Linked DNA regions of Homo sapiens: region 2 is linked to region 1. A link is an interaction called in ENCODE POLR2A ChIA-PET data of the cell type or tissue named here. Cell type or tissue: Panc1. All regions are shown on one strand. Links, peaks and the distances in the headings refer to the core of each region. The heading gives the core; the rest is flanking DNA.

Region 1 (6,179 bases), core at 844-5,843:
ATACTGTCTATGGAACATTGGGCAAATTATTTAACCTCTATGGACATTTGTTTCTTCTTCTCTGAAAAGGGGATAGTATTAGTGCCAAGCTATAGGATTGTTATGAGGATTAAATGAGTTAATAATGTAAACCAGTTACACAGTACCTGATATATCATAAGTACTATGGGAGTGCTTGATGAGGGAAATAAAACAGATATCAAGGTTAGAAGAGTTACTGCAAGGTGGAGGAAGCACTGAACAGAGCACTCCAGTGGGAGCTCTTCCTAAAGCAGAACAATACAGACATGGCAGCTGCTGAGCAGCTGAAAGAAAAAGGCTGCATCTTTCCTCAATAAGGTCAGAGACTCTTTCATATAAATGTCCACTCCATCCACTTTGCTCGTATTTCTCTACCTATCTGCTGTCTTCCCCTCCTATTTAGAGATGATGGGAAACCAGTCACAGAATGTGAAATAAAACTGTGGTTCAGAAGAGCAAACTCATTTCTGAACAGGATATTTCAAAGGAGAAAGAGGACCTTGGCCTTGGCTTTCTGGTAGATTTCACCAACTCTGTGAACATTATCAAGGGAGAGATTCACATTTAAAAAAGGCTACTTTCGGCCGGGCGCGGTGGCTCACGCCTGTAATCCCAGCACTTTGGGAGGCCGAGGCGGGTGGATCACGAGGTCAGGAGATCGAGACCATCCTGGCTAACAAGGTGAAACCCCGTCTCTACTAAAAATACAAAAAATTAGCCGGGCGCGGTGGCAGGCGCCTGTAGTCCCAGCTACTCGGGAGGCTGAGGCAGGAGAATGGCGTGAACCCGGGAAGCGGAGCTTGCAGTGAGCCGAGATTGCGCCACTGCAGTCCGCAGTCCAGCCTGGGCGACAGAGCAAGACTCCGTCTCAAAAAAAAAAAAAAAAAAAAAAGGCTACTTTCTACTTCCACTTAGGAAGTTTTACTAAGTTTAAAAAGGGAAAAGAGCTAGGGCATGCGGGACTTAATACCTAGGTGATGGGTTGACAGGTGCAGCAAACCACCATGGCACACGTTTACCCATGTAACAAACCTGCACGTCCTGCACATGTACCCTGGAATTTTTAAAAAAACATTAAAAATTTTTAAAAAGTCATAAAAGAGGAACTAAAGTCACACAGGCTAGTTTTAAAGTATAGGGCAATTCTTGAAGAGTCACGAATAGCAAACAAGTGTTTTCTAATTATGCTCCAATGAATTTCTGAAACTTGCCAGAAATTCCCATTGCTCTAATATTTGTGTGCCTGTCTAGTCTGGGTAATTTGCAAGTGTGTATCTATATAAAAGAGCTTTCTTTTTTATAGACACCCACACACACCCCATAAATGCCATTTGAGTACTTATTTAAATAGACAAGTACTTGTTAAAAATAAAGATGTCCTGACCAAAGCAGTTGCATAGAAATGGGATTTCATCCATTGGAAGCAAAGGAGAAAATACAACTTGGCCCAACAATTTGCACATAAGCAATGATGGTTAAATATAATATTAAACATGCAATGGCTTTGAGTTAGATTATATTTTTATGTTTTTAATTTTCATTTACATGTGCATAACATGTATGCCATATAAAAACAAAATATAGATAAAGAAATTTAATAAAAATTAGAATCAACATTTCGGTAGAGCTGTGACTAGGAAACATGTTCCCAAATTACATGGCCAGAGAGGGTTGGAAGCCTTAAAAGATATCATGCTTCTATATCTTAAACCAAACAATGAAGAGTATTAGATTTAAAAAAGAGAGAGAGAGCAAGCAAAAAACCAGGAGCCAAAAGACGTGCATCTGACCCTATCTTATTAGATAGCTTATGTGACCTTAAGTATGCCCGTGGGCCTCAATTTCCCCACCTATCAAAAAACATAGTTGGACTAAAGGACTTCACAATGAGGACACAGCCATTCCCATGATGGGCCTTGTGGACGTGTTCTCTGCTACAGCTATCACCATATTCTGGAACTCATAAAAATCATAAAAGCCTCTTTTTCTTTTTCTTTTTTTTTTTTCTTTGAGATGGAGTTTTGCTCTTGTTGCCCAGGCTGGAGTGCAGTGGCGCGATCTCGGCTCACTGCAACCTCTGCCTTCCGGTTTCAAGGGATTCTCCTGCCTTAGCCTCCCGAGTAGCTGGGATTACAGGTACCCGCCACCACGCTCGGCTAATTTTTGTATTTTTAGTAGCGATGGGGTTTCAACATGTTGGACAGGCTAGTCTTGAACTCCTGACCTCGTGATCTGCCCGTCTCAGCCTCTCAAAGTGCTGGGATTACAGGGCCTCTTTTTCTTAACTGGACAAGAATTCCTTCAAAGTTTTTGGTAATGTACTTTCAAAGCAAGCCCTCCCAAATAATGGGGTGACAATTCCCACTGGAGGTTACCTTCCCAGTGACCAGAGGCTAACTGTATCTCTTGTGTTTGGGGCAGGGTAGCAAGAATGGTGAAGGAGTTGAAACCCTACTAGGGGTCTAGGATGGTGCCTTGCTTTGTAGCTGTCATCCTACCCAAGCTGCTGTTATTTGTCGGAAGGTCACATAAATTCACACGCCAAGGATCCAGTCATGTGTGCTGAATAACATGTGCTAATATGTGTATTTTCTTCTTTCCTCCCAATGGTCAAAAATCCAATTTCTATGCAAATGCTTTAGTCAGAACATTCTTCTTTTTAACAAGTATAACACTTCTCTCTAATAGGAAGATTTGGAATCACTATTATAAATTGCACTGAATTTCTCTGGTGCAGAAGTGGTTTATCTCATCCTTACGTATTAAGACTCACTTAAGGGCTTAAAGAGGTTTATTCCAAATCTCCCAAGGACTGGCAAAAGCCACAGAACCCAAGGCAAACCTCTAGTTCACTTCCTAATGTCCCAGGAAAGAGATGGGAGTAGAGCTTCCTTGCTTGGTGCCCACAGTTCATAATGCATCAACTTCAAATGTGTGTTAACTGACCTACTCGATGTTATTTTCCAGAAGAAATGGTGCAATTGGCCACTCTTTTTATTTGGGGGTAAGTAGGTTCTCTATGGATTCTGACAGGTCAGACAAGACCTTGTAAATAATGACAAGTCCCCAGATATATGTGCAGCTTTTTCCCACACTTTCTTCAAACCTCTCCTTAGGTGTCATATTTGAGAGAAGTCTTCTCTGCCCCATATAAGTGCAGCTCTTTTATTCTGCTTTAATTTTATTCCTACTTTAATTTTTTTCACATATTAGATATTTTTGTGTATGCAAAGGAATTTCTGGGTCACATGGTAGTTCTATTTTTCTGGGTTTTTTTTTTTTTTTTTTTTTTTTTTGAGATGGTCTAGCTTTGTCACACAGGCTGGAGTGCAGTGGTACAATCTCAGCTCACTGCAACCTCAACCTTCGCCTCCCAGGCTCAAGCTATCCTCCCATCTCAGCCTCCCAAGTGGTTGGGACTACAGACGTGCACTATCATACACAGCTACTTTTTGCATTTTTTGTAGAGACGGGATTTTGTCATGTTGCCCAAGCTGTTTTTAAATGAGGCTCAAGCAATCCTCCCGCCTCAGCCTCCCAAAGTGCTGGGATTACAGGCATAAGCCACCACACCTGGCCTATTTTTAATTTCTTTAGGAGCCTCCATGCTGTTTTCCATGATGCCTACGTCAAGAATCTACATTCCTACCAACAGTGTTCAAGGGCTCCCTTTTCTCCACACCTAGGCTGATGCTCGTCATCTCCTGTCTTTTTCATAATAGCTATCTTAACAGGTATAAGTTGGTATCTTATGGTTGTTTTGATTTGCATTTCCCTGATGACTTATAACATTGAGCACCTTTTCATGTACCTGTTGGCCATTTTAATGTCATCTTTGGAGAAATATCTATTCAAGTAGATAGATGACTCTCATTTCCAGCTAACAGCGTTTCTCAAAAAGGAAGGCACCTGCCTGAGCTACCTCTGGACTACATAGGTATTCACGTCAGTGGGTCACCGGGGCACTTACTGCTGGAGAAGGTGGTTTCTTTCGGACTGGACGACATCGGCTGTGCACAGAGTTGACAAAGGCAGTCTCTCCCATTGAATGTGACTCGGTCTCCGGGTGGAAACGGGCGCCTGGAGGCAGAAAGACATCGCCCTCAAGGTTATTGCAGCAATTTCATTCCTTTTCCTTATTCCTTCTGCTTGCTGCCCTCCGGTGCCCATTTATTTCTTGGAGAAGCAGCAGCCAACATGTCTGAAATGCAGTCATAACCAAGCCAGCCAGCTGGAGACAGTCCAAACAAATAAATGTGCCTCATTTTGAGAAGAAAGGGGAATGTACTGGTTCTAAGGGCAACCAGGTAGTAAAATGGAATGATTTACCTCCATTCATTAGTGAAGGGATATTCCAGCAAGTGATCTAGCAGGGCACACAGAACAGTAAGTTTCCAAATGGAAAGTCCTTCATGAAAAAATATTTTAAATACCATGAATTCCCAGTGAAGCTTAAGGCCCTGCCCCAGGAGACCTGGCTACAGGTCAAGCAGTAAGCAGTGGGTCTTTCAGTTCCCTGGGACCGTGCCTAGACCTCTGTGATGATTATGCAGGATTAGACTTTGTGCTGGACACCTACATGGGTGAACGGAACGTTTCATGGTGCTGGAGACCCAGTCCCTTATAAACTGGGAGAAATGGGACAGGCTGTAAATATCTGTTTAAGAATTCATATTAGCTTCTTTTCAGAAAGACAATTTCTCTTCATAGTAGATATTCATCAATAGCAGCACATTTTGCAAAAATATTGCCTTCTGCATGTAGATAATCAGTTTCTTCTCCCAGGTCACCAGGCAGAGAGCCCTTTAAACAAGTCATTAATGAACAGACATATGACAGTTTCCATGCCCACTCACTTGCCCTTGGCCTATGTACCAATAATCTTCATTAAAGTGATTTTTCAAATGTGTGATGCTGCCAATTAGGAAACGTGAAACTCACAAGCTGAACATCACCACAAATCTTAGTTAGAAGCAATTACTTAAGAGCAAGTACCAGCTTTTTGACATTCATTTTTACTTCCACAGCTGCTACATTCCCTTTAAGTTGCCCCTCAGTAGCCTAACAATTGGCAATTAACTGTAATAAACAACATATAGGTAAATTTGGAGTTAACCCCACAAATGTGGCTGGCTCCAGTCATCACAGAGAGTTTTAAATTCTTACACCCTTACATTTTAGAAGTCCCGAGGAGAGGTGGTGTCCTCTCCACTTGTGATGCTGTGTCACTTTCGGCAGTACAGTGAAGGCTCAGAGAGGTGAAGTGACATGCCTGGACTGACCAGCTAGGGAGATCAAGCCATAGGCAGGTGCAGATGGCATCCACCAACTTAGAACTTGTTTTATTTTTAAGAATCAAAAATCACCCTCTGCTGGATGCCAGTAGCCCTACTGCTTCACACTCATTAGCTAAACCTGAACAAGTCTTAAATCTGTTCTGTAAGGAGGGAGTCAGGAAGTTAAGGATCCATTCAACACAACACGCACAGGTTCTTTTGCCTCCGACCAGGCCAGGAGTGGACCCAGACACAGCGTTTAAAGAGGCACTCGTGCTCCGTGGCTGACCCTGCACTTGCAGGACCCTGAGAATAAGTGCCCTTTACCTGTTGCATGCCCAGAGGCACCTCGCTTACCCCACCCAAGCCCAAGCCTTCCTTCCCATCCAAGCTTATTATTTTAGACCCAAGTCCCACACGAATCCTCTATGGGACAAGCCAGAATCCAGTTCTCAACTTGGGCTGGGCCTTCTGAAGGGTGGGTTTTGTTGTTTTGTAAATGGCCCTTTTCAGTAATTTCCTCCCTCCCTATATCCTCTGCCCATACTGGATAACTTCCTTCTTTTATTTGCATGAATGTTTATAATAGAAAGAGACCTGGATTTAGAGTTAGAAAACCTGAGTTCTAACGTTAACTTGGGAATGTCCCTTAAACCGTGAGCCTCAAAGTCACTCATAAATAGAGATATTAACTCCTGGTTCCCTTCAAAGAATTGCTAAGAGGGTGAAATTAACTTCTGTATGAATATAACTTCTCAACTAAAAAGGAGGCCCCAATTCAGACAGAATTATCGTCATTCGGCAGCAGTAGAGGCAGTAGCAGTAAGTGCTCCTTTGCTGGCTCAAATGTCCAGGGACAGGGCCATAGTTAATAAATCGTTT
Region 2 (6,179 bases), core at 373-5,372, 220 kb after region 1:
CTCAAAAAACAAACAAACAAACAAACAAAACAAAACAAAACCTCATAGGCTTGCCAGATAAAATACAGGAGGCTCACGTAAAGTTGAATTTCAGTTAACAACTAATACTTCTTAGGTAAGTATGTACCAAATATTGCATAGAATACACCAGTACCAAAAAATTATTCATTGTTTATCTGAAATTCAAATTTAACTGGGCATTCTGTAGTTTTATTTGCTAAATCTGGCAACCCTTAAAAATGAAGATAATGGCCAGGCACAGTGACTCATGCCTGTAATCCCAGCCCTTTGGGAGGCCGAGGTGGGCGGATCACGAGGTCAGGAGCTCAAAACCAGCCTGGTCAATATGGTGAAACCCCACCTCTACTAAAAATACAAAAATTAGCCGGGAGTGATGGCACGTGCCTGTAGTCCCAGCTACTTGGGAGGCTGAGGCAGAAGAATCGCTTGAACCTGGGAGATGGAGGTTGCAGTGAGCCGAGATCATACCACTGCACTCCAGCCTGGGCGACGGAACAAGACTCCGTCTCAAAAAAAATAAAAAAGAAGAGAAAAAAGAAAAAAATGCAGATAATGATGTTGACCATACTCTGCTAATTAAAACCTTTCGATGGTCTCTATGGCCTCAGGAGAGGGTCCAAGCATCTTAATAGGCATGTACGACCATTCATGTCTCTGCTACCATCTTGCTCCTTATTGCCTTAGTGTGAGCTTCCCATTGACATCAAAATCTTTTTTTATAACTTTTACTTTAGACTTGGGGTACATGTACAGGATTGTTACATAGGTAAACTCGTGAACTAATTTACACTCCCACCAGAAGTGTATAAATGTTCCCTTTTCTCTGCAACCTCATCAGCATCTGTTATTTTTTGACTTTTTAACAGCCATTCTGACTGGTGTGAGACGGTATCTCATTGTAGTTTTGATTTACATTGCTCCAATGATTAGTGATATTGAGCATTTTTTCATATGCTTGTTGGCCACATGTATATCTTCTTTTGAAAAGTGTCTGTCCATGTCCTATGCCCACTTTTTAATCGGGTTGTTTTTTGCATGTATATTTGTTTTTTTTTTTTTTTGGATACAGAGTCTCACTCTATCCCCCAGGCTGAAGTGCAGTGGCATGATGATCTCAGCTCATTGCAACCTTCACTTCCTGGGTTCAAGCGATTCTCCTGCCTCAGCCTCTGGAGTAGCTGGATTTACAGGTGCATGCCACCACGCCCAGCTAATTTTTGTATTTTTAGTAGAGATGGCGTTTCGCCATGTTGGCCAGGCTGGTCTAGAACTCCTGACTTCAGGCAATCCACCTGCCTTGGCCTCCCAAAGTGTGGGGATTACAGGCGTGAGCCACTGGCCCGGCCTCAAGTTTCTTGCATATTCTGGATATTTGACCTTTGTTAGATGTATAGTTTGCAAATATTTTCTACTAACATCAAAATCTTTCTTTTGCTTAGGTAGTTTGGCCTGGAATATAGAGGTTCCTATATGTCTATCTTTTAATATTGTTTAAGATAATTTTAATACCTAATCACATCTTCCCTTTGGAGTTTTAAAGTGAATGTCAAAATTATAAGAGCAGATTGTGATTAATTAATACATTACCTCAAGAAGAAAAAACTAGTGAGAACACACAACTTATATAAAAACATTATCTTTAAAAGACATTGGAAATTGTATTTCCTGTTTACTTTGTGTTCTTGTTTAAATGTCAAAGAGAGAAAAACCCTAGTGAATTTAAATTGTGTGTCTATGTGTTTCTTTGGCTATATAATTTTCAAGGCCCTATGGAATACAAAAATAAGAAGCGTCTTGCTCAAAAATTACTAAAAATTTCAACATGGTAACAGAACAGCATTAACCTAGGTGTGGACCCTTCTGAGTGCAGGGCCCTGAGTGCACAGGTCACATTTCCCATGAATCATTTTATTTTTCTCTCCAACTTAATTGGTTCAGAATTGAGGTTTCTCTAAGGGAAATTCCTTTTTGTTTACACTAGAAGCATGTGAATGACTTAAAATTCATGATGTGTTGAGATTTTGCTAAATGGACCTACTAAATAATAAGAAAATAAAGCTTATAAGAACGTGGACTTTGCAGTCAATTCAAAATCTGACTTCATGGTTGCCTTGGAAGACTCAAGGGTTGGCTTCAAGGACACACAAATGCCCTAAAATTGTAATTAAAATTACATGTATTTGTAAATGCATTTTTCAGGGAAGAACTTTTATCTGATTCTCAAAGGGATCAGTAACCCCAAAAAGCTTTAAAAACACTGTTCTATGAAATTATTTATCCTTTTTAAAAAAAAATCTGCCAAATCATGATCTGCTTTAATTTTATTTATTCATTTATTTATTTTACAGATGGGGTCTCACTCTGTCTCCCAGGCTGGAGTGTACTGGAGCGATCATAGCGATCATAGCTCATGGCAGCCTCGAACTCCTGGGCTAAACTGATCCCGCCACATAAGCCTCCTGAGTAGCTAAGACTACAGGCCTGTGTCACTACACAGGGCTACTTAAAAAACAAAAAATTGTTTGTAGAGACAGGGTCTTGCTTTGTTGCCCAGGCTCATCGTCTGCTTTTAAAGGCCTCTGCTGGTGGCTGGTTTAAAAACTTTAAATATGGCAGGGCGCGGTGGCTCATGCCTGTAATCCCAGCACTTTGGGAGGCCAAAGCCGGCGGATCACGAGGTCAGGAGATCGAGACCATCCTGGCTAACATGGTGAAACCCCGTCTCTACTAAAAATACAAAAAATTAGACGGGCGTGGTGGTGGACGCCTGTAGTCCCAGCTACTCGGGAGGCTGAGGCAGGAGAATGGCGTGAACCTGGGAGGGGGAGCTTGCAGTGAGCCAAGATTGCGCCACTGCACTCCAGCCTGGACGACAGAGCAAGATTCCGTCTCAAAAAAAAAAACAAAAACAAGAAAACAAAACAACAACAACAAAACTTCAAATACAAGGAGTTGTGCAGATTTTTTAAATTACTCTTATTTCAATATATAAAAAGGAAAAACCATGAAAAGAGAAATACAGAATACATGAAGACCCCAATCAGAGAAATGAAATCTAAAAGGAACCCTTACACTCTAGCTGCTACCATCAGAAAACTTGAGAGATAGTAAAATTGACCTTTCATTGCAGTATGCCTTATGTAATAATATGTAACATGTATTAAGCACTTACCATGTGCCTGGCACTGTCTCAATAATCATTTACAACTCTTAACTTACTTAATCCTCTTAGCAATTCTATAATCCCCAATGTGGAAATGAGGAAACGGAAGCAAATAGAGGTTAAGAATCTTGGCTGGGTACAGTGGCTCACACCTGTAATCCCAACATTTTGGGAGGCCAAGGCGGACGGATTGCTTGAGTTCAGGAGTTCAAGACCAGACTGGGCAACAAGGTGGGACCTCATCTCTACAAAAAAGACAAAAATCAGCTGGGTGTGGTGGCACATGCCTGTAGTCCCAACTATTTAGGAGGCTGAGGTGGGAGGATGGCTTGAGCCTGGGAGGGAGAGGTTGCAGTGAGCCAAGATCACACCACTGCATTCTAGCCTGGGTGACAGAGCCAGACCCTGTCACACACAAAAAAGAATCTTGCCCAAGGACACAGAGTGAATGGTGGACACAGGTTTTGAATTGGTCACAAAGTCAGTATTCTTATAAGCTTTATTTCCTTCTTGATTATTTAGTAGGCCCACTTAGCAAGATACTGATACATCAGATAACTTTCATTTAATAGATATCAAGAATAAAGAAGTAGAATAAGGAACAGAGAATTTATCCTTTCAGACAACTTTTTCCTTTGGCTTCCTGGACACCACTGCTTTGTGGTTCCCCTACCTCCTGCTGGCTGCTCCTTCTTCTTTCTGTGGGATTCTCCTCTTCTCCTTCTCAGGTCTTGATCCTCTTCTTCCCTCCATCCATGAGGCTCCTTGGGTAAACCAATCCAATCCCATGACTGTTAATACTGTTCATATGTTGATGATTTTCAAATTTATATTTCCAGCTTGGACCTTTCCCTTGAACCCAGATTCTATATTCAGCTGCTTTATCAATGTCTCTATGTGGAGATCTGATATAATTTGGATCTGTGTCACCACCCAAATCTCATGTTGAAATGTAATCCCCAGCTGGGTGCAGTGGCTCATGCCTGTAATCCCAGCACTTTGGGAGGCAGAAGTGGGAAGATCACCTGAGGTCTGGAGTTCGAGACAAGCCTAGCCAACATGGTGAAATCCCATCTCTACTGAAAATACAAAAATTAGCCAGGAATGGTGGCACATGCCTGTAATCCCAGCTACTCAGGAGGCTGAGGTATGAGAATCACTTGAACCTGGGAGGCAGAGGTTGCAGTAAGCCGAGATCGCGCCTCTGCCCTCCAGCCTGGGCGACAGAGTGAGACACCATCTCAAAAAAAATAAAAAGAAAAAAAGAAATGCAATCCCCAATGTTGGAGGTGGGGCCTGGTGGGAGGTAACTGGATCAGGAGGGCAGATTTCTCATGAATGGTTTAGCACCATCCTCTTGGTGCTGTCCTTGTGATAGTGAGTGAATCCTCATGAGATCTGGTTGTCTGAAAGTGCGTGGCACCTTCCCTCACTCTCTTGCCTTGGCCATGTGACGTGCCTGCTCCCCCTTTGCCTTCCACCATGACTGTAAGTTTCCTGAGGCCTCCCCACAACCAAGCAGATGCCAGCACCATGCTTCCTGTACAGCCTGCAGAACCATGAGCCAATTAAACCTCTTTTCTTTATAAATTACCCAGCCTCAGGTATTTATAAAAGCAGTGCAGCTTTATGCTGCACTTTATGCTGATAGTGCAGCATAATTGACAGTGGCCCCAGCTCCTGCACCTGAAATCTTGATCCCTGTGTTCTTGCTGAGGCTGGGTGTCCCAAAGGCTACTCCCAGCTAATGACTTGAGTGTGGCAGGAACACAGGAGCAGGCCCATTACTGGGAGATGGGAGACTCCTCTGATGGGTAGTTTGGGCTCAAGGACTCCCTACTGGCCTTGCCAAACTTTCACAGAGCTGTACTGTAGTCTCCAAGTCTCCCGTCCATCCTTTTGCCCTCCCTCTGTCTATTACCAGGGTCAGACCTGCATTGCAGTCTGAAAGCTCTCAAACCCTATTCTGGCACCCTCTCCATCTCCCCTCACAGGTGTTCCTCTTAATAAATCTCTTGCACATCTTCTAGTTAGTTGGACTGCTTCTGCAGTTACAGTCCTGTAGTCTCTTCACGCAGCAGCCAGAAGTGATCAAGCTAAAACCAAATTCCTTTCCATCTCCTGTAGGCACCATGCAGTCTGGCCGCTGCTTCTCCATGGATCCCATCTCCTCTTGGACTCTGCTGTGGCTACACAAGTCTCCTGGATGTGTCTGGACCTACTAGGTTTGGTTAACTTGCCTTTGCACTAGTCTTCCTCTCCGGAATATTTCTGTCCCAGATACATACATAGCTTGACCCCTCTACTTATTCGTGTTCGCTATCCTCTTACCCTGCTTCATTTTCTCTTCACTACATTTAGTCACCATTTGATATATTATATCTCTTTTGTTTATTGATTCTCATCCCCAATTACAATGCAAGTGCCATGAAAACATAGACTTCGTATGTCTTATTTATTCCCATATGCCCAACAACCAAAAAATGTACCTGGCACATAATAAGTACTCAGTAAGTTTTGCTGAATGAATGAATGAATTTTTACTAAGAACCATTTATAGGTTCATTTAAAAAATCAAAGGAATTTACAAATGTAAGTTTGATTATGAACATCTGAGGTTTCTGAAAAATGAGATACAACTAGAAAAATGAGTAACATCAGTAATTGAGGATACATATTTGTGTTTTTTGGGGTTTCTTGATGCTGATGTTTTTTAATGCTGAAATTTTGTAAAATAAAATTCAAACTACATACTAATCACTAACCTTTTTAATATAAAATAGTACTTTATCTAAAGCAAGCTTGACCCACAGTTAATTAGCTGGATCATAGCCAGGAAAGTGCTAAAATGTCAAGGAAGTGAAAATTGTCTTTCTTTGACTCTCAGGAGTACAAGTAAAACCAGGGAATAGCTGGCAAATCTATTTTTTTCAAGTATAGTGAGAAAAAATACAGGAAAACATTCAAGAATCTCCCTAATGCTGAGAATATATGA

What was found. ChIA-PET counts read pairs that join two places held together with the same protein. Peaks named below come from ENCODE experiments on the same cell type or tissue, not always from the same donor. Only the 100,000 strongest peaks of a DNase experiment are listed, where the experiment ranks them.
Region 2: POLR2A ChIA-PET joins it to region 1 with 10 read pairs; 2 of 35 experiments call an interaction of 5 or more read pairs at or near these places.

What each region holds. Positions count from the first base shown.
Region 1 is chr10:114,567,306-114,573,484 of GRCh38, forward strand. It overlaps ABLIM1 (actin binding LIM protein 1), which reads right to left. Exons shown (of 23, transcript NM_002313.7): 4 at 3,992-4,101. Among named protein-coding and RNA genes, the nearest start is that of ABLIM1, 88 kb to the right of the region's middle. In Panc1, for the core only: no CTCF peak of the experiment used is centred there; no DNase peak of the experiment used is centred there; H3K27ac peaks cover 857 bases.
Region 2 is chr10:114,788,725-114,794,903 of GRCh38, forward strand. It overlaps a transcript of ABLIM1 not described here. Among named protein-coding and RNA genes, the nearest start is that of FHIP2A, 30 kb to the right of the region's middle. In Panc1, for the core only: no CTCF peak of the experiment used is centred there; no DNase peak of the experiment used is centred there; H3K27ac peaks cover 1,274 bases.